Regions from separate parts of the Homo sapiens genome. Here region 2 is linked to region 1. A link is an interaction called in ENCODE POLR2A ChIA-PET data of the cell type or tissue named here. Cell type or tissue: Panc1. All regions are shown on one strand. Links, peaks and the distances in the headings refer to the core of each region. The heading gives the core; the rest is flanking DNA. Region 1 has its middle 17 kb from the start of TRL-CAG2-2. Region 2 has its middle 14 kb from the start of CSNK2A2.

What was found. ChIA-PET counts read pairs that join two places held together with the same protein. Peaks named below come from ENCODE experiments on the same cell type or tissue, not always from the same donor. Only the 100,000 strongest peaks of a DNase experiment are listed, where the experiment ranks them.
Region 2: POLR2A ChIA-PET joins it to region 1 with 10 read pairs; 2 of 35 experiments call an interaction of 5 or more read pairs at or near these places.

The regions. Positions count from the first base shown.
Region 1 is chr16:57,314,700-57,320,712 of GRCh38, reverse strand. No RefSeq gene overlaps it. Among named protein-coding and RNA genes, the nearest start is that of TRL-CAG2-2, 17 kb to the right of the region's middle. In Panc1, for the core only: no CTCF peak of the experiment used is centred there; a DNase peak (open chromatin) is centred at 3,892; H3K4me3 peaks cover 327 bases; H3K27ac peaks cover 3,378 bases.
Region 2 is chr16:58,203,852-58,220,709 of GRCh38, reverse strand. No RefSeq gene overlaps it. Among named protein-coding and RNA genes, the nearest start is that of CSNK2A2, 14 kb to the right of the region's middle. In Panc1, for the core only: no CTCF peak of the experiment used is centred there; no DNase peak of the experiment used is centred there.

The sequences.
Region 1 (6,013 bases), core at 1,014-6,013:
GCGTGGTGGCTTGCATTTTGGGAGGCCAAGGCGGGAGGAACTCTTGAGCCCAGTTCAAGATCAGCCTGTAGTCCCAGCTACTTTGAAGGCTGAGGTAGGAGGATCATTTGAGCCCAGAAGTTTGAAGCTGTGGTAAGCCATGACTGCACTACTGCACTCCATCCTGGGTGGCAAAGCAAGACCCCGTCTCTAATAATAATAATAATAATAATAATAATAATAATAATAATGAATTTTGCTTCCCCCCCAAATCCTTATGACTTTTATTTCTTTTCCTTGACTTATTGCACTAGCTTCCACTTCTAGTGCAATGTTAAAGAGAACTGGTGAGAGTGGTCCAAGTCACTTGTAGAGAACATTTAGAACAATTTGTTCTGTATACTATCATATATGTAGGAAAAGAAGGACAGGGGTTCCATGTACATATAGGCTTACAATACTAGAAACCAGTAACCCATCACCAAGGCCACAACCAACTGGACTAGGGGTTATAGCCAGAACCAATAGTAGTCACCCAGACCTCCCAGTGGTCAATGTAATGGGCTGGTTTGGGAACTCAATCAGTAGGATCAATCTGGAATGGAGTGATAACCTGTCTCATCAGATTTGGAGACCCACAGAGCAGAATCACAGTCAGTTTCTCACACCAAGAAGAGGTGCTTAGCTGGGATACAGGAAGGGGAGCTTTCACCACTGTTTGCAAAGGAAGATGGCCCAGAGAAAAGATTGTTTGACTATGTTTTCTGGGCATTTCATGATCTTGCTTTCCTATTGCTTCCTCTAGGGACTTTTCATCAGCATCTCAAAAACTCTCAAATGCATAAATCACCATAAAAACCATTGTTGAAAAAACTGGCAAAAGTCCTTACCTCTGGAGAGGGTAACTAGAGGTCAGGGACAGGGAGGGAGGCTTACATTTCACTGTTATATCATGCCCACGTAAGGTTGATTGAAAAGTAAATTTAGTATTTATGTTATAATACATAAATAAATTAGATATTAAATCATTACGAGGTTGAAAAGACAATCATTGGGAAGGCACTCCTCTGGAAGAATGTGTTAGGGTTGCCAGCCCCTCTAACCCACCCCTGCTGTGCTTCTTTTTTTTTTTTTAACTTTAAGTTCTGGGATACATGTGCAGAATGTGCAGGTTTGTTACATAGGTATACATGTGCCATGGTGGTTTGCTGCCCTTATCAACCTGTCATCTTGGTTTTAAGCCCTGCATGCATTAGGTATTTGTCCTAATGCTATCCCTCCCCTTGCCCCCACCCCCTGACAGGCCCCAGTGGGTAATGTTCCCCTCCCTGTGTCCATGTGTTCTCATTGTTCAATTCCCACTTATGAGTGAGAACATGTGGTGTTTGGTTTTCTGTTCCTGTGTTAGTTTACTGAGAATGATGGCTTCTAGCTTCATCCTTGTTCCTGAAAAGGACATGATCTCATTCTTTTTTATGGTTGCATAGTATTCCATGGTGTATATGTGCCCCATTTTCTTTATCCAGTCTATCAACTGGGAATATACCCAAAGGATTATAAATCATTCTACTATGAGTACACATGCACACGTATGTTTATTGCAGCACTATTCACAATAGCAAAGATTTTTTTGTTTTTTTGAGATAGAGTCTTGCTCTGTCACCCAGGGTGGAGTGCAGTGGCCCGATCTCGGCTCACTGCAATCTCCACCTCCCGGGTTCAAGCGATTCTCCTGCCTCAGCCTCCTGAGTAGCTGGAATTATAGGCACCCACCACCACGCCCAGCAAATTTTTGCATTTCTAATAGAGACAGGGTTTCGCCAGTTGTCTAGGCCAGTCTCAAACTCCTGACCTCAGGTGATCTGCCCACCTCAGCCTCCCAAAGTGCTGAGATTACAGGCGTGAGCCACCACGTCCGGCCCCCGCTGTGCTTCTGACATGGGGAAGGGAATGTCACAGAAGCCAAGACCCCATCCCCCACCCACCCCAGGGAAGGACGTGAGGAAGTGGGAGCCGTGGCTGACCTAAGGAGAATGTAGCAGCAGCCACTACAGAAAAAGATGCAGACCCAGAGAGCAGCTGGGTCACAAAGATGGCAGAGTGCTGGCTGCAGGAGGGACAGAGGACCCCCAAACCAGGGCAGGAGGCTGAGCTGCTCAAAGAGTCCCGAGCGCCACTCTGCCCTCCCCTGCTATTCCCAGCCCAGCTATTCCTGCTATTCTGGGTATTCTGTGTCCCTGCCTGGGAGGCCCATGCAAATTCTTTCTGTGTTACAGATGCGTGTAAATCTGTGACCTCCCTCTCCGGTGGACCTGTCCTTCCAGAGCAGAGGCAAGAGGGCCCCTGCAGGGGGCGGGGGTGTCTCTCTGCTCCATCTGGGGCAGCCCCCCTTCCTCAACTCCCATCTTCCTAGAGAAACCTCCTCCCTCTTGTCCTAACCTCTAGGGTTGAATCCCAATCCCACAGCTGGGAATTTTCCAAAAGCCCCACAAGCCCTTTTTCCCGGATTGCCCTTTCTCCATACCACCCTTCAGGGGTCTGCAACACTGAGTGAGGTTGTGAGAAGGATTTCTTGGAGCCCCAAAATAGCAAAATGGAACTGAGTGCAGAGGTAAGAGCACGGAAGGAGAATCCAGATCTAGTTCTGGACCACGCTGAACCTGAATACAATGTTCGAAATAGCAATTAATAACTATGTGCCTATCTCTGTTTAGGCCTTTTATGTGGATTAATTTATTTAATTATCACAAAAATCTTTTGAGGTAGGTACTATTTTCTCTCCATTTTACAGAGAAGGAAACTGAGGCTGGGTGCAGTGGCTCACGCCTGTAATCCCAGCACTTTGGGAGGCCGAGGCCCGTGGATTGCTTGAGGTCAGGAGTTCAAGACCAGCCTGGTCAACATGGCGAAATGCCATCTCTACAAAATATACAAAAAATTTAGAGAGACATGTTGGCGCGTGCCTGTAGCCTCAGCTACTCGAGAGGCTGAGGCACGAGAATTGCTTGAGCCTGGGAGGTGGAGGTTGCAGTGAGCCGAGACCACGCCATTGCACTCCAACCTGGGCGAGAGTGAGACTCCATCTCAAAAACAAACAAACAAACAAAAAACAGAGAAGGAAACTGAGGCACCAAGAGGTTAGAATGCTTGCCAAGGTGCACAGGTGTAGGTGATAGAGCCAGGATTCAAACTTAACTAGTCTGATTCCAACATCCATGTTCTCAACTCATACATTCCACTGCACCTCACAGTCCCTGGGCAAAGTGCCCACCTCTGAGCCTCAGCTCATGCTGTTCCCTCCTACAGGAAAGTCCTTCCTCCCTTCTCCACCTGGCAAAATGCATCTTTCCAGACCCCCATCTGAGAGCCCTGATATGTCCCCAGCACGTGCACACACACCAGACAGAATTTCATGGTGTCCTCCTCTGGGCCATTGGGCAGCCACTTCCCTCCAGCACAGAGTGGACATGCCATGCAGCCTTTGCCCAGCCAGGGCCTTGCCCCCTGCTGAGCCAGAAGCACTTCCCGGCAGGCCCTGGGCCTGGCCCATCACAGTGTCCTCAGCCTCCAGCACACAGCAGCCTTGGCCAGTGCCGTTCCGCGTTCCAGATAGGACTGGCCTCTGCCTCTAACTTTCTGTGGGACTTTGGGTAAACCACTGCCTCTCTGTGACCTCAGTTTCCCCATATCTAGGGATCCCAGGATTGAGATTTTTAAAAAATTTTTTCTGATTGTTCTTCAGCTGCTGAGAGCTCTATGTCTCCCTGCCAGAGAAATCACCTGGGAACTTTCCTCTCAGACCACGCTGTGGAGAGAAACCAAGGAGCTTCTGGGAGGGCCAGTGGGACTTTCTGGGCTCCCAGCTGGACTTGGACTTTCCTAGAGGAACATCTGAGTCACCTTCCTGTCTGAGGAAGGAGTTTGGCTGCTCTGTTTTGGATGATGAAAGGCCAGGAAAGGGCCTCTGTCCAAACATCCACTCTTCCCACCCAGACTTGATGATGCCCCTCCAGTGCCAATACCCCACTGATAATAATAATCGGAAGTATGATTTATACACTACCTTCCCCCATACTCATTCACAGTGCCCTGCAGTTCCCAAGCCAAGGAGATAGAGCTGTGGGATAGCTAGGACTAGGCTGGGTCAGACCAGAGCTCTGGTGCCAGGGCTGCTGCTCCTTCGCCTCTCCATGCCTCAGTTTCCTCATCTATAAAATGGGACAAGGGCACCTGTTTTCTTAGGTTGCTATGAAGAATACACTTGCAAACTGCACAGTGCCTGGTGCCTAGCTATTGCTCATCACTCTGGAGGCACCAATGGTCTAAGCCAGGTAGGTGCTGGCCAACACCTAACTCCGACCATTATACAGATGAGAAGATCCCCTGAGCAACTTGGGAGCAAACAGAAGGTGTTCTATTCATCTCCATGTCACCAGCATCCAGCACATGATAAATATCCAAAAAGCCTAAGAAACGTTCCACTTCCCACTCACCCCCAGTAGCTGTGTGTCTTTGGGCTATCTGCCTTCCTTCTCTGGGCCCAGCCTTTTTGGGATGCCTAAGCTCACACTTTAATATCTAGGTGCAAGGGAGCAGTGGATTACATTAGGAACTCTGAGTTGGCAGAGCTGCCCTGGTATGATTTCTGCCTTCAACACTAACTGTGTGATGTAAGGGAAGAAGGGAAGTTATTTTACCTCTTTAAGCCTCAGGATTGTGTGTGTGTGTGTGTGTGTGTGTGTGTGTGTGTGTGTGTGTGTGTGGTTTGTTGTTGTTGTTGTTTTTTAGAGATGAGGTCTCACCATGTTGCCCAGGCTGGTCTCGAACTCTTGACTTCAAGTAATCTGCCCATCTTGGCCTCCCAAAGTGCTGGAATTACAGGCATGAGCCAGCCTCAGTTTTCTTATTCATAAAAAAAAAAAAATTCCCCCTACCTCTCAATATTGTTTTGAGACTTCAACACATGAAAAGTACTGGACACAGCCCCGGAACATCGTAAATGCTCAATTAACTAAAGATGATTTAAGGGTGAGAAGAGGAAGTTAGGGGGTTGGTTGAAATGGTTATAAACCATGTTGTGGGAACCCAGAAGAGAAAGCAACAAATTCCAGCTGGGGAGATGTAGAGAGGGGAGGCGACCCACCGGAGGCCACACAGTTATCGTGGCAGAGCTGGAGGGAGTTCCACAGACCAGACCCCTGTTTGGGCTGGAAGGCAGCCATCTCTGAGGGAGCGAGGCACTGGTTTCCTGTTTTCCTTCTGAGAATCCGAGGCACCTAAGACAAACAAACAAATAAATCTTGGCCTAAGTTCCATTTCACTCAGTGAAGGAGCCTTGTAAAAGGATGTGTCTGAGCAGGAAAAGTTTATCCCTACCCATTTCACCTTCAACTTGAAGAAGGAGCCCTGAACCGTGATTCAAGACTGGGTTCTAGACCTCTCTGGGCCTCAGTTTCCCCTTCTGTAAAATGACCAGATTTTATAGGCATTTCTGTGCTCTTGCAAACAACCACCAAGATACATTGTTAAGTGGAGGAGGAAAAAGAACAAGGCCAGTATGCATAGAAGATGACAGTTTAAGGAGAAAGGTGGGGGAAGGTGGGAATGCCTGTATACATCAACTTGTATATGCAGAAAATTTCCTGGAGGGCTACATGAGGAACCAGTACCGCAGGGCTTGCCTCTGGGGAAGGAAGCAGGAGTCAGGGATGGAAGGAAAGTTTTCATCTGTTTATTCTTACTTTGCACCTTTTGAAAGTTAAATTATGCAAATGTAATCCCTGTGGGGGGGATATATATACACACACATATATATACATATATATGTATGCACTGTAAAAAATAGAAAAGTATTGAAATCCAGCACTTTGGTATTTTTAAAAAATTATATAACATTGACTGCAGTTTTTGTTTCCTTTTAATACACATACACTGAGATTCCAAGAAGAAAACCCCCCAAAAGGCAGGATCTCTGGTCAGAGACCTAATGCCTGCAGGAGGAGGAAGTGGGGGCAGAAACAGGGAAAAGAGATAC
Region 2 (16,858 bases), core at 9,251-14,250, 890 kb before region 1:
TTCTGTCTGTGTGGCCCAGCCACAACTCTCTCTCTTTCTTCTGTGTTGCTTTCTGTATTTCCTGGGTCTCTTATCTTTCTCTTTCTTGATACTCTCTTCTTTTTGGTAGAGCAGATCCTCTAGTAGCTTTCTGAGAAAGGGTGCATGGGAGTATATTTTTTGAGACCTTGTATGTCTGAAAATGTTTTTATGCTACCCTCAAACTTGAGGGACTGAGACTTCGGCTTGGAATTCTAGAATTCTAGAGTTGGAAATTATTTTTGCTAAGAATTTTTGAAACCATTACATTTGGGCTCCCATTGTGTATTTGGAGAAGTCCAATGCCATTCTCATTCCTGATCTTGTGTATAAAGCCTGTATTGTCTTTAAAGAAGTTCTTGGGCTGTTCTCTTTAATTTGTGTAGTCTGAAGTTTTGTGATTATGTGACTCTATTTTATTCATTTTTCTGGGCATTTGATAGTTCCTTTCAACCTGAAAGTCATGTTCTTGAAAAATTTTTTTTAGACAGCGTCTCACTCTGTCACCCAGGCTGGAGTGCAGTGGCACAATCACAGCTCACTGAAACCTCCACCTCCTGGGCTCAAATGATCCTACTATATCAGCCTCCTGAGTAGCTGGGACTACAGATGTGTGCTACCATCCCTGGCTAATTTTTATTATTTTTAGTAAAGATGGGTTTTTGCCATGTTGCCCAGGCTGGTCTTGAACTCCTGGGCTCAAGCCATCTGCCTGTTTTAGCCTCCCAAAGTGCTGGGATTACAGGTGTGAGAAAAAATTTTACGAATTAGTCTTATAACAATTTTCTGTACCCCGTATTTTCTTTTTCTGAAATTTCTATTAGTTGTACCTTGGACCTCTTGGATATTTTTCTTTTCTATTTTTATCTCTTTCTATTTCTCTTCTTATCCTACTTTTGAAGGATTTCTTTAACCTTTCCTGCCTCAAACTCCCATGGAATGTTTTATTTCTACTTTCACATTTTTCATTTACAAGAACTCTTTCTTGTCTTCTGGTAGCTTCCTGCAGCAGACATTGTTGGTGCCCTATCCACAAATCCTTGGCATTAGCTCCTGCATGATGCCCAAGGCTATTTTCTGTAAATATCTATGACTGTCTGCACAAGGGCTGTTTTCTTCCAAGTAGCATCCTCAGTCTGAGTACAGGACAAGCTGGAAGAAAGTAAGGTCAATTCCCTTAGAAGCAGTTAGTGGATTATTGCCCATTGATTGGGATGCTTCTGCAGCAAGTTCTACACCATCTCTTGGAGTTTCCTAGTAATATCAAGCTCCAGCTGTCTACAACGCTAACTGGCTGGATAGCACACCTTTTATTGGCTTCCCTCACTTCCCTGTCTCACTTCCCCAATCCTCAACTTGTATTTTCTGTGAATACCTGCCAAAATTTACTTATACTGGAATCATTGTCTCAGAGTCTGCTGCTGGGGAAACCCAAACCAAGATACCCTGATATGGTTTGGATGTGTGTCCCCACCCAAATCTCATGTAGAATTGTAATCCCCAGTGTTGAAGGTGGGGCCTGGAGGGAAGTGATTGGATCATGGGGGCCGATTTCCCCACTTGGTACTTTACAGTGAGTGAGTTCTCATGATATCTGGTTGTTTAAAGTGTGTGGCATCTCCCCCATCTCTCTCTTGCTCCTTGCTCTGGCCATGAAATATGTCCCTGCTTTCCCTTCGCCTACCACCATGATTGTAATCTTCCCAAGGCCTTCCCAGAGGCAGAAGCCCCTGTGCTACCAGTATAACCTGCGGAACTCTGAGCCAGTTAAACCTCTTTTCTTTATAAATTACTCATATCAGGTATTTCTTTACAGCAGTGCAAGAATGGCTGCCCCTCCTTTTTAAAAGTAAAATCTTATTCTTGTCTTATGGATGCAATAGCTCATTATTTCTGTAAGAATATGAATTATAGTGAGATGTAACTTTTTTTTTTTTGAGACAGAGTCTCACTCTGTCACCCAGGCTGGAGTGGAGTGGCGCAATCTCGGCTTACTGCAAGCTCCACCTCCCAGGTTCACGCCATTCGCCTGCCTCAGCCTCCCGAGTAGCTGGGACTACAGGTGCCTGCCACCACGCCCGGCTAATTTTTTGTATTTTTTAGTAGAGACAGGGTTTCACCATGTTAGCCAGGATGGTCTCAATCTCCTGACCTCGTGATCCGCCTGCCTTGGCCTCCCAAAGTGCTGGGATTACAGGAGATCTAGCTTTTTAAAAAGGCACACACCTGCTTCTATGCGGAGAACTTAGCTTGGCCCATAATATCTAGGCTAATTTTCTGAGTCTTCTCTAGTGATAATTCTCCAGTCTCCTGCTGAGGAAGGATATGTGCCTGGCTGGCAGCATCCTTAAAGCCAAGGAAGGGCTAGGGTTCACACAGACTTTCATATATCATCCCCGTTTTTAGTATAGTGTCTCCCCCTCCCTTCTGCCATGTCTAGAGTCCTTTATTTTTTTGAGATGACATTTCGCTCTTGTTGCTCAGGCTGGAGTGCAATGGCACCATCTCGGCTCACTGCAACCTCTACCTCCCAGGTTCAAGTGATTCTCTTCCCTCAGCCTCATAAGTAGCTGGGATTACAGGCGCCTGCCACCACACCTGGCTAATTTTTTGTGTTTTTAGTAGAGATGGGGTTTCACCATGTTGACCAGGCTGGTCTCAAACTCCTGACCTCAAGTGATCCACCCGCCTTGGCTTCCCAAAGTGTTGGGTTTACAGGCATGAGCCACTGCACCCGGCCTCTAGTGTCCTTAAGTCTCATTTTTCTGTAGAACAAATTTCTGGCAAGGTCAGGAAAGGGTAGTTGCCCGGGCGCCCCAGATTTGAAAGGGGATCCAAGTGGTTATTCCAGTTATAACTGCTATGCAAAAAATCACCCCAAACTAATTAAAATAAAAACACTGATTTTACTGTCTCTCATACTTTCTGTGGCTGAAGAATTTGGGAAGGGCTCAGCTGGGTAGTTCTAGTTTGGGATCTCTCATGCTGTTGCAGCCAAACAATGATTGAAACTGGATTAGCATGCAGCTGGCAAAGCATCTATCTCTCTTTCTCTGAAGTCTCAGGTCTTCTCCATGTGGTTTCTCCATATGAGCTGTTTTAAGCTTCCTTACAGTATGGCAGTGTCAGGGCAGTCAAACTGTTCACATAGAGATTTATAGTTTTAGCATGAGAGTTCCAGCCTTGGAAATTATGCACCATCACTTCCACTGAATTCTATTGTTACAAATGAGTCACTTGAATTGAGCCTGCCTCAACTCAAGGGGAGGGGACCTAGACTATATCTCTCAAGAGGAGGAATGTCACAGTCACACTGTGGAATAGCATGTGGAATGGGAGATATTTGTAGTGGCTATCTCTGAAAAACACAATCTCTACAGTGGTCTCACCACCTCTTATATGGGGTTCCTAGTTTTACTTCTGTTTTCAAGCCCATTCCACCTCTGTCTTAGTCCATTTTGTATTGCAATAGCAGAATACTATAGACTTGGTAATTCATAAAGAAAATAAATGTATTTGGCTCACAGTTCTGGAGTCTGGGAAGTCCAAGAGCATGGTGCAAGCATCTAGTGAGGGCCTTTGGGCACCATCATCCATGACAGAAGGTGAAAAGGCAAGACAGTATGGGAGCAAGAGGGGGACAAACTGGATTTTACAACAAGCTCACTTTTGTAGTAATGAACCCACCCCTGTGACAATAACATTAATCCATTCATAAGAGCAGGGAGTCCTCATAACCTAATCACTTCTGATTAGACCCCACCTCCCAACACTGTTGCACTGGGGATTAAGTTTCCAACACAAGGTCTTTGGGGGACACATTCAAATCATAACAACCTCCAACACATCATTCTGACTAAATTTCTGGCATTTGGGGTTTTAGTCCATAGATCTTTCTGTTTCTTGTGGGGAGACCCCTTGTACAGGTGTGCAGGTTGGGCAGCACAGTGGAACCATATCTTAGGGGTGCCATTCACCTTGTAAACATTTTTGCTTTGTCCTCTTATTATGATAATGTTCCAGCAGGTAGCAGTAAAGGGTGGGAGGAACGCACATTATATCACTTTCCCACTAGATGGATGTCAAGCATCTAGAGGAAAGGAAGCCACTTCTCCATGCAAAGACTACAGGCTAACGGGTACACTGACTGCTGGTTGATATTTCCTTCTGCAGGCATTTTCAGCTCTACCAAACTCACCTGCTTTCCACCTTCCAAAAATGTGTTTAAAACTCTCATCTGCGGCCGGGCGCAGTGGCTCACGCCTGTAATCCCAGCACTTTGGGAGGCGGAGGAGGGCGGATCATGAGGTCAGGAGACCAAGACCATCCTGGCTAACACGGTGAAACCCCATCTCTACTAAAAATACAAAAAATAAGCCAGGCATGGTGGTGGGCGCCTGTAGTCCTAGCTACTCGGAGAGGCTGAGGCAGGAGAATGGCGTGAACCCGGGAGGCGGAGCTTGCAGTCAGCCGAGATCATGCCACTGCACTCCAGCCTGGGCGACAGAGAGAGACTCCGTCTCAAAAAAAAAAAAAAAAAAAAACACCAAAACCAAAACTCTCATCTGCTATTTTCCTGTCTCTGCTTCATTTTGTTTCTTTTGTGAGTTTATACCTTTTTAGTTCATTGACTCTGATTTTGGTTGGGCTTTGGGAGGGGGCAGACAAAAATGAATGCCTTCAATCTATGAAGTGAAAGTGCCATGTTTTCCATTTTTCCCCCAGTGTAGATTGCTGCAATGATGCTTCCCTACACACGTGAGTATTCATACCCCTTTGTACAGTTTACTTTTACAAAAATGGATCGTGCTGTACATATCATTGGACGATTCGCTTTTTTTCACTTAATATATTCTGGACATCTTTCAATGTCAGCATATATAGATTTATCTTACTCTTTATGAAAGCTGCATAATGTTCCAAGGTAGGGACAGAAGTCCTATTCCAGAGGAGAGAAAAAAGAAAAAAGTACCCGTTCATCATTCCTTATCCCCCAGTGGGTGGGGATGACAGCAGGGCAGGCATCTCTGCTGTCAAGGAGCAGGATTTGGTGGGTGGGAATGGGTTGCACATAGTTTTAACCATATCTTTGCCTCTGTATTTACATAATTAGAGTTATAGTGTGGACAACTCAGATTCTGATTTTTTCCCTTTGGCTTTTTTCCTATAAACCATGATTTCTCAATTGTGGCACCACTGACATTTTGGACCAGATAATTCTTTGTTGCAGAAGCTGTCCTGTGCATTACAGGATGTTTAGTACATCATGGCCTCCACCACTAGATACCCACCACTTTCCCATTGGTGACAATAAAAAATGTCTCCACTCATTGCTTAATGTGCCCCAGGGAAACAAATCACCCCCTATTGAAAACCACTGCTATAAACTGATCTGAAGACCTCTTAGCAATCTACAACGCAGTTAGTAAAAACCCAGTTTTTACTTCTTGTGTTTCTGTCACAACTCTTTATTTATTAATTGGGGAGAACACACTTTCTCAGCACTCTATTCCCCTGTGTGCTCAGATAAGGGTTTCATTTCTCTTAACTTACTCTTGAGTTTTGTTTCCTGTCAAATTTATTTGCTGGCTTTCTTTCAAAAAATGTCAAAAAACTCAAATGTAATACATATTTATTGTGGAAAATTGGAAGATACAGACAAGCTCAGGGAAGAAAACTTTAAAATTTCCTTAAACCCCCTCGAGATAACCACTGATAACATAATTTTGGTCATTCTTCTTTTTTTTTTTTTTTTAGACAGAGTTTCACTCTTGTCGCCCAGGCTGGAGTGCAGTGGCACAATCTTGGCTCACTGCAACCTCCGCCTCCCAGGTTCAAGCAGTTCTCCTGCCTCAGCCTCCCGAGTAGCTAGGATTACAGGTGCCTGCCACCACACGCAGCTAATGTTTTGTATTTTTAGTAGAGACAGGGTTTCACCATGTTGGCCAGACTGGTCTTGAACTCCTGACCTCAGGTCGTCTGCCCGCCTTGGCCTCCCAAAGTGCTGAGATTACAGGCATGAACCACCGCTCCCAGCCCCATTATTCTTATTTTTTAAGAGATGGGGTCTTTCCATGTTGCCCAAGCTGAAGGGCAGTGGCTATTCACAAGTGCAATCATGGCACACTATAACCTCAAACTCCTGGCCTCAAGCAATTCTCCCACCTCAGCCTCTCAAGTAGCTGGGACTATAGGCACATGCCACCGCACCTGGCTAGGTGATTATTTTTGTAGCCTTTTCGTTTTTTTCTCTCTCTTCTTCTGTGTAGAATGTAAGCATCCATGTATACACACACACACATTTGTATAAAATTTTAAGGAAAACCCTTCTTCTCCAGGTCCTAACATTGTAATGTCTCCCCCTGCTTTAAGTTCCCAGAGTATTTTGCAATCCCTTCTCATTTGTGCATCCAGGTGTCTCCACCTTATAGCTTAAGTTCTGGTGTCTATGGTGATTAAGGCCATCACTTATTGGTATCTTTTTTTTGAGACATAGTCGCACTCTGTCATTCAGGCTGGAGTGCAGTGGTGTGATCTCGGCTCACTGTGACCTCCATGTCCACGTCCCAGGTTCATGTGATTCTCCTGCCTCAGCCTCCCAAGTAGCTGGGATTACAGGCGCCCGCCACCATGCCCAGCCAATTTTTGTATTTTTAGTAGAGACGAGGTTTCACCATGTTGGCCAGGCTGGTCTCGAACTCCTGACCTCAAGTGATCCACCTGCCTCGGCCTCCCAAAGTGCTGGGATTACAGGCATGATTATTGGTATCATTTTTGAAATACAGCAAATAACTCCTGTTCCCTTTCAAAGTATAACTTTAAGAACATTAAAAATGCAACTGTTATACAAGTGAGCATGCACCAAGATACATATAACTTGTTAATGGGGGACCCAGCAGTATGGTAAAGATTAGTGCAAAAGAGAATTAGAGGGAAAAGGGTTATATAGTCCATCAAGAAAGACACACTAAAATCAGTTTGTTAGGTTAGAGACAAAACTGATTAATAGCCAACAGGGCAAATAAAACGGTAACCTTTGGGGTTCTCTTTTCTACTAGACAAAAATCATTTGCATCTCTATCAAACAAAATTCTACAAATTAGCACATAACTTTATAGAATCTGGGCCCCAGTCAACAGTAAAGTTGAAGTCAAACAAAGGTACGTCCCTCAGATTATGAAACAATCCAGGAGTGGTCTGTTAAGCAATGCCCAGCATGCACTGAAGTGACGCACAGTCTTCTTCTTGCCTTATTTGCCACGTTTGGGATCATTTTTCTCAATATCCCATAGTTCCCCAAGCACACTCTGCACAGTATTTCCCTAAGGGAAAGTGGACAAGATTTCTGTGGTTCCTTGTCATCTCTCATCTTCCTCTCCTCTACCCACACTCTAAGAAGGTGAGACCAGTCCCCAGGGACCTGGGTATTTCCAATTAGTTACTGCACCTGGCCTGGCTTCCTCTTCCATATGGCCTTCCTTCCTTCCTTCCTTTTTCTTTCCTTCCTTCCTTCTTTCCTTCCCTCCTTTTCATTTCTCTCTCCCTCCCTCCCACCTTTCCTTTCCTTCCCTCCCATCCCTCCCTCCCTCCCTTCTCTCCTTCCCTCCTTCCCTTCCTCTTTTTCTTTCCTCCCTCACTCCCTTCCTTCCTATCTTTCTTTTCTTGAAACTTCCCTTTTTTCCTTCCTTCTTTCTTCCCCTCTTCCCTCATTTCCTCCCTCCCTTTCTTCCTCCTCTCCCTTCCTTTCTTTTCTTCCTCCTTCTTTCTTCCCTCCCTCCCCTCACTCTCCTCCCTCTTTCTTTCTTTCTTTTTTTTTTTTTTGGTGGACTCTGGCTCTGTCACCCAGGCTGGAGTGCAGTGGCACAATCTCAGCTCACCACAACATCTGCCTCCTGGGTTCAAGCAATTCTCATGCCTCAGCCTCCCGAATAGCTGGGATTACAGGTGCATACCCCAACGCCCAGCTGATTTTTGTATGTTTAGTAGAGACGGGGTTTCACCATGTTGTCCAGGCTGGTCTTGAACTCCTGATCTCAAGTGATCTGCCCACCTCAGCCTCCAAGTGCTGAGATTACAGGCGTGAGCCACTACACTGGCCCCTCCTTCCTCCTTATTCTTTCCTTTCTTCCTCCTTCCTTCATCCTTCTCTCCCCCTCTGTCTCCCTCCCTGCCTTCCTTTCTTCCTTCTTCCCTTCTTACTTGCTTTCATTTTTATGAATATATAACTTTCATGGAGATATAATTCACATACCAAAGTGTACAATTTTATTATCATATAATAGTCTATAGGATAGATATACCAGGTTTCATGTATCCATTAATTAGTTGATGGGCGGGCATATGAGTTATTTTCACTCCTTGGCTATTTTGAAAAATCCTGCTATAAACATTAATTACAAGTTTTGGAGGGGACTTATGTTTTAATTTCTCTTGAGTATAATATACCTAGGCATGAAGTTTCTGGCTCATGCGGTAACTGTGTTTAATCTTTCTAGGAACTACCAAGCTGTTTTCCAAAGTGGCTGCACCATTTTGCATCCCCACCAGCCCTGAATGTATGAGGGTTCTAATTTCTCCACATCTTGTTAACACTTGTTACTATCTATCTTTTTTATTACAGCCATCCTAGTGGGCTAGAAGTGGTATCTCATTGTGGTTTTGTGGCCTTGCTTCTTAAACCAATCTTGCACAGACACCAATTTTGCGCACAGACACCAATTTTGCACACAATCGGAGGTACCCAGCACCATGGCATCAGGTTATAAATTTCCATTCATAGATTAAGTCTGATCAATGAGTGAAGACTGCCTTTCTGAGCCACCCCACAGGTGGGGGGTCTCAAAGGGGTATGGCCGCTACACCAAGCCCTGCCCACCGTGGGGAGAGAATCTAGAAAGATGCTCTTTTGGCCACATCAGGATCAAGTTCTTGCAGTAAATAGCAGCAGTAAGTGCCATGGTTTGTAACGTGAGGCAGTAGACAGAGGAATGCAGGCTGGCCCTGGGCTGGGCCCCCTCAAGGAGGTCCCAGGTCTCCCTATGGTGTCATTTGAGGCCTGCCCAAAACAAAATGACCTCCTTCACCACCCTGCCATACTCAGAGATTCCACCACATTCCCAGAGGTAAGTAAATAAGTTGCCACCTTTTTAAAGTGTGAATCCTTCTGGGAGGGGTAAGCATCTTGCAAGAAGTCCATACCTTATTGTGAATTAGCTTATCAGATAGATGCCAACCCACACCCTGCAGGGACAGGACTCAGAGGAAGTGGGAGTTTTGAGTCATTGGGAAGGGTGGGAACAGGATATGAGGGAGCTCTGGTAGAAAAGGGGCAGCAGTGCTCAAGAGGTGACATTTCAGGATGCCAAGATGGGGCCAGAATTGGGTCAGTGGGGCTCAGGGAAGGTTTTCATCTTCATTCATCAATGGACAGTGGTCATGATTCATTTATTCTATGTGACACATTGTGCTAAGTGCTTTGCATACAATTTTTCTATTTTATTTATTTAACAAACACTTACATAGCACCATGTGCCACCACCTACCTCTCAAACCCCACATGCCACATCTTGTTAGCTTCCCCTAAAATATGATTCCCGAATCTGAGCATTTCTCACCACCTTCCCAACCATCCTCCTCACTTTCCTGGTTTCCTGCAGGTCTCCTGGCTGGTGACTCTGCTTCCACATTTGCAGTTAGAGCAATCCTTTATAAAGCAATATCTCTTCTGCATTCAACATGTGCCAATGGCTTCCTATCTTGGTCACTACTGTAGTCCTTACAATAAGGTGCTTGAACCATCCCTCTTACCTGGCTGACATTACTTGCCTACTGGCTCAGCCACAGGACACCTGCTTTTCCTCCAACACACCAGCATGCTTCTTGCAGGGCCATTGCAATTACTATCGTGTTCTCCCTAGAACATTCTTCCCCCAGAATCTGCCTTGCTGATGCCTTCACTTCTTCAAGTCTCAGCTTAAATGTCACCTTCTCAGAGAGACCTTTCTTAACACTGCCTCCTCTATCTCAAAGAGCCCTGTATTGCCAGCTTGCTCACTGTCAGAAAAGAGGATTACAAATATAGACAGAAAACTAGAATGAGTTCTGTGGTGTTAGATTGGAATTGGAGGCATGAAATGTACTCATAGTTTTCAATATACACAAATAAATACAGAAATAAATAAATGTATAAATGTGTGTCTGCATGTATATGTTATTGAATGTATACATACATGTATTCTCTAGCTCAGCCTGGGAGCAGCAATAGTTCAATAACAATGAGCACACTCATGCCCTGATGTTGGCTTCTAAACACTAGTCTCCACTAAAAGGAATCAGGATCCCTTTGAGCAATGGTTGATTCCAGGGCTGGAACAGGAAAAGTAGAAGATGAACCAGGAGCAAATTTTGTGCCAAAAACAAGAAAGCGATCAGAGGACGATAGGACAGGTAAAAGGGATTCAGGAGCCAGTTGGAAGGGGCTCCCACCAGCAAATAGAAATGATTTGAGCATCAAAATAACTCATGATAATAATGGATTATAACTCATTGAATAAAATAGATATCCATGAGTCCATAATAATATAAATAACTGCTGGGCCTGGTGGCTCACCTCTGCAGTCCCAGCACTTTGGGAGGACAAGGTGGGTGGATTACTTGAGCCCGGGAGTTCAAGACCAGCCTGTGCAACATACAAAGACCCCCATAGCTACAAACAACTTTTAAAAATTTAGCCGGGCATAGTGGCAAGCGCCTGGGGTTCCAGCTACTTGGGAGGCTGAGGTGGGAGGATCGCTTGAGCTTGGGAGGTCAAGGCTGTAGTGAGCAGTGATCGTGTCACTGCACTCCAGGCTGGGCAACAGAGCAAGTCTCTGTCTCAGAAAACAAACAAAAGGCTGGGTGCCGTGGCTCACGCCTGTAATCCCCCACTTTGGGAGGCCAAGGAGGGCGGATCACGAGGTCAGGAGATTGAGACCATCCTGGCTAACACGGTGAAACCCCGTCTCCACTAACAAAATACAAAAAAATTAACCAGGCATGGTGGCGGGCACCTGTAGTCCCAGCTACTTGGGAGGCTGAGGTAGGAGAATGGTGTGAATCCGGGAGGCAGAGCTTGCAGTGAGCCAAGATTGCGCCACTGCACTCCAGCCTGGGCGACAGAGCGAGACTCCATCTCAAAAAAAAAAAAAAAAAAAAAAAAAAAAGCAAACAACAACAACAAAAAACCAATAATATAAATAATTAAATAGAAAGTTTGATGAGGACTAGGATAATTACATAGTTTTCAAAATGCCTTAACCCTTCTTTTCTAGGTCTTTGTAGTCAGAATTTTTTTTAATAAAAAAAATTTAAACAAAGAAAATACCTCAGTCCCAAGTATGAATTCATTAAAAACATAAAAAGGGCCAGGCACAGTGGGTCACGCCTGTAATCCCAGCACTTTGGGATTTGGTGACATTTAATATCCCCTGAGGAGGGCAGATCACAAGGTCAGGAGTTTGAGACCAGCCTGGCCAACATGGTGAAACCCCGTCTCTACTAAAAATACAAAAAAATTAGCTGGGTGTGGTGGCAGGCACCTGTAATCCCAGCTACTTGAGAGGCTGAGGCAGGAGAGTTGCTTGAACCTGGGAGGCGGAGGTTGCAGTGAGCTGAGATCACACCACTGCACTCCAGCCCGGGTGACAGTATGAGATTCTGTCTCAAAAAAAAAAAAAAAAAAAAAAAAAAGCTTAAAAAGAGTCACTTTACAGTAAAGAAATCTGGCATACACTACCCTGATAATCAACTGATTGAAGTTAATATCTTCAGTAATGGGACCAAGAAAACTGTATGCCACCTGGTAGGATGCAATGAGAAGAACACAGCTTTATTTCTGTGATATTTCTGCCAGAGATGCATAATCTGAATCTAATTATGAAGAAACATCAGATAACCCCATTCAGGAATATGTCACAAAATAACTCACAAATAATCTTCAAAAAGACACTAAAAAACTGTCATAAATGGAAAGAGATTTTTAAAAATGACCACTAAATGCTGCACGTGGTTACTGAGGGGATCTTTTTGCTCTAAAGCAGTGGTCCCCAACCTTTTTGGCACCAGGGACTGGTTTTGTAGAAGACAATTTGGGGGTGGGGGGATGATTTTGGGATGGAAATATTCCACCTCAGATCATCAGGCATTAGTTAGATTCCCTTAAGAAGGCTGGGCGTGGTAACTCATGCCTATAATCCCAGCACTTTGGGAGGCCGAGGTGGGTGGATCACCTGAGGTCAGGAGTTCGAGACCAGCCTGGCCAACATGGTGAAACCTCGTCTCTACTAATAATACAAAAATTAGCTGAGCATGGTGGTGCACACCTGTAATCCCAGCTACTAGAGAGGCTGAGGCAGCAGAATCGCTTGAATCTGGGAGGCGGCAGTTGCAGTGAGCTGAGATCACGCCACTGCACTCCAGCCTGGATGACAGAGCGAGACTCCATCTCAAAAAAAAAAATTCCCATAATGAGCATGCATCCTAGGTCCCTTGCTTGTGCAGTTCACAGTAGGGTTTGAGTTCCTATGAGAATCTAATGCACCATGATCTGACAGGAGGCAGAACTTAGGTGGTAATGTTTGCTCACCTACCGCTCACCTCCTGCTGTGCAGCCTGGTTCCTAACAGGCCATGGACTAGTACTGGTCCACAGCCCTGGGGTTAGGGACCCCTCCTCTAAAGGACATTATTTGGGCAAATGACAAAATTAGGATAGACCCTAAGGATTAGATGGTCATAATGTATAGGTGTTGACAGAATGACACAATTCTGCTAATCAGGACAAGCTCCTGCCTCACTGAAAGATGAATCTCTCAATGACACTGATGTCCAGTGTGGTGGCAACCACTGCCGTCTTTTCCTAATTGTCTTTCTCTACTGTCATCTGTGTCTCTTCCACTTTCTCTATGGAGGGATTGATCATACCTTAGGCATGTAGAGTTTTGATCTTCTTGGGATTGATTGTGTTTTCTGATCATCCATGGGAACTTCTGCTATACTCTGTGCTCTCATGGGCATCAGAGCTGACAAAGGGCCCATCACTAATGTAGCAGGATGAGCCCCGGACAAAACCCCTCAGACACTGGGTTAAAGAAATGGCTTTATTCAGCCGGGAGTTTCCTCACTGGCTTGGGAACAGGCAGGACTAGGACCCAGGGTTTCTATGTCATCCTCTAGTCAAACAGGAAGACTTCTGCAAGCATCCAGAATGGTGTGCTTCCTAAAACAAAAAGTAGAGCTTGCATGTGCAACTTCATTTAGTTTCATTTAGTTTTTCTTCAGGATAGAGAAGCTAGTGTCTGTCGGGGGATAGTAAATGTCACCAAATCCCAGGCTCAGTGTCTTCTGAACAGAAGGCCTAAGGGGAGGAAGAGTAGGGGCTGGAACACAGGAGGAAAAGTCCAAACTCCAGAGGATTCCTCCACGTTTTTTTTGCCTGCAACAATCAGAGCAGCTAGCCTTTCTGGGGAGCAAATATTCCTGCTTCAAAATAACAGCAACTGTAATGTGACTAGCACATGTCTGATTTCCACTGGTGACAAAGTCACAGGTACTGCTAATACTGCCATGTTTTGTTTTGTATTGTATTGCTTTTTTTTTTTTTTACTATATCCATAATGGGAGAGAGGAAATGCTAAATTTTATTTAGAGATTGGTGAATAATGACATAATTTTTTTGTGTCTGAATTTATGAACCCACTGAGTTCTCACTACTGACCTAGGTTGAGGACCTCTGGTTTAGTGTGTGCGGAGTCTAAAAGCCCAGAGATCACTGTAGGAAAGGCCCCCGGGGGAAAATCCAGGGAGGAGCTGGCTTAACTCAGGACAAAGGCTGTGGGCACCTAGACAAGAGTGTAGATGGGAGTGGCCATCTGGAGAGGAAGCCAGTTGCACTTGGTTGGGGTTGGGGAGTGGTGGGGGGGATGTGGGAGCTGTTGGTGATTCTGGGAAATTTGGTTGGGCTAAGAGATACTGTGGGCAGGGTGCAGAGGCTCATGCCTATAATACCAGCACTTTGGGAGGCCAAAGCAAGAGGATCACTTGAGCCCAGGAGTTTGAGACCAGCCCGGGCAACATGGCAAAACTGTCTCTGCATAAATTGGCTGGGCATGATGATGTGCACCTGTAGTCTCAGTTACTTGGGAGGCTGAGGTGGGAGGATCACTTGAGTCTGGGAGATTGAGGCTGCAGTGAGCCATGATCGAGCTACTGCACTCCAGCCTGGGTGACAGAGCAAGATCCTGTCTCATAAAAATAAATAGATAGATAAATACATAAATAAAATAAAGAGATACTATGGAAGAGCAGTTTGGCAGGAAAATGATGAGTGTTTTTGAAGTTTGATGGCTTTGCCAGGGTCTATGGGAGACTGTCACTGCAGCGTCAGCCCACTCCCCTCCAAATGCCCACTCCAACCAGGCAGAAGTGGGTGTGTCCACCAGGAAAGTACTGTTTGCCCTTCAAAGTAGCCCCTCCACTTTTGTATCTCTTGAAACTCCAGGATTAAGGCTGCATTCACCAGACTTCTTAGTCCTTTTCCTATTTAAGATTTAAATCCCTTTGCAATAGCTGTTAGTTAAATTTTAGTCTAAAGAGATTAATTCATCCTTCCCTGAGAATATTAGAAGAGTTTCAGTTCACTGAGCTTCATTTGGGGGGTGAGGGGTGGGCACCCCCCACCCCCCAAATGAAAAAAATATGTGCCCTTTTCTCCAGCCAGGCAAGACTGAATAAGAGGGGTCACCCACAGGAGCACCAGCAGAAAATTCCCATTCCTCTGGCTCTCTTGCCCAGGACAGGCTCTGGCACATTCCCACCATCCCCCTCAGGGGCATTCTCTGGTTGGAGGACAGAGTGGGTCACACGGTAAGGATGACTAGGACAAAAAAGAATAAGAAAGTGATATTCCTAAGGAATTTATGTGCGCATGTTCCCAGGGGGAGTGCAGCCAATTTGGCCTTAATGTATATATTTTATTCACCTGTCTGGTGCCTGAAAGAAACACCAAGGTAAGAGTCCAGCACTCTGGTAAATTAAACTAAATTTGGCCTGCGGACATCTCCGTACTTGAGTCTTTATATAATGAACTGCAACCTACCTTGCAGGTAAACCGACCGAAATCCTAACTTAGGAGTCTACTATTGTAACAAACAGCTGAGTCTCAGCCAATCACAGCAGCCAAGCTTCAGTCAATCACAGGCGCCCCACTGATCAGACCACGTTCAAATAAGGCAAGAGCTGAGCTGTAACCAACCCAACTGCCTGTGTACCTCATTTGTTTTCTGTCCATAAATGTTGCCTGACCACGGTCAGGTCAGAGTTCTCCATGCCTATTCTGGTTCTAAGGGCTCCCTGATTCTAGAATCGTTCTTTCCTCAATTAAACTCTGCTAAATTTAATTTGTCTAAAGTTTTTCTCTTAGCAATTCCCCATAAACTCCTTGGATTACAGAGAGAACTCAAGACCCTACGTCCCTACCCTCTGTCCTTTCCTAGCTGGTGTAAAGCCCCCATTAACCCACAAGTTCTTGAGGGGAGGATTAGGATGGTCAACAGCCTGAAAACCTTGGTTTGATTCCCCCCAATTATGAAAGTAAAATCTATGCTTCCAAGACCCCAAAGCATGTAACGCATTTCCTTCCAGTTCTTTTTGTATGCATTTGTTACATACCTGAAAATTTATCTAAGTGTAGGTATAGGCCGGGCGCGGTGGCTCATGCCTGTAATTCCAGCACTTTGGGAGGCTGAGGCTGGCAGATCACCTGAGGTCAGGCGTTCAAGACCAGCCTGGCCAATGTGGTGAAAACCCCGTCTCTACTAAAAATACAAAAATTAGCCGCGCATGGTGGCAGGCTCCTGTAGTCCCAGCTACTTGGGAGGCTGAGGCAGGAGGCTCGCTTGAATCCAGGAGGCGGAGGTTGCAGTGAGCCAAGATTGTGCCAATGCACTCCAGCCTGGGCAACAGAACGAGACTCCGTCTCAAAAAACAAACAAACAAACAAAACAAACAAACAAGCAAAAAAACTATAGGTATGCACTGGTGTCCTGCTTTGAAACAAAGCAAAGCAAAACAAAATAATAGGTTGTATCATCCATTCTTATTGCATAGAAAAAGGCCTGGAAGGATACACACCGAACTGTGGAAATGTGGAAGGCAAAGAAGGACAAGTTTCACTTTTTATCTGACTGACTCTTGAATTTCTTGAAAAATATTAATGTTAAAGAAAAAATTATTCGAGGCACTTTTGTTAAAGAGGGTAAGGCAGACTTTATCCAAATGAGGGTCATGGCGACAGGTATAGGGACCACTGCAAGGGGTTTTGCTGTGAGTGACAGAGACCATACTCAACAGCTACTCCAACAAGAACACGTGGGTATTTATAACTAAGGAACAGAGTCGGGGTCAGCGGACAGAAAGTTACTAAGAGGACACATCAGGGACAAGGGGTTTCTGGCTAAATTGACTTGACAGAGTTATTGCGGAAGGCAGGCCAGGGTGATAGGATACTGAAGGTGATCAGATGGCAAAGGTAGTGATTTTTTGCTCAACTGATTAGCAGCATTCTTGCTCAAAGTAGATTCAACAAGGACGAGAGGGAAGTCCAAGATCAAGCTTATTATAAAGGACTCAGGAGCCTGAGTAAAGTTTTCATCAAAGGAGACAGTCTTTGTTATTAACCATGCACTACTGCAGGAGTTTCCCATTGCTGCTGTAGCAAATTGCCACAAACTTAGCGGCTTTAAGCAACACAAATTTATTCTAAACGGGTCTCGTTGGACTACAATCAAAGTGTTGGCAGGGCTACA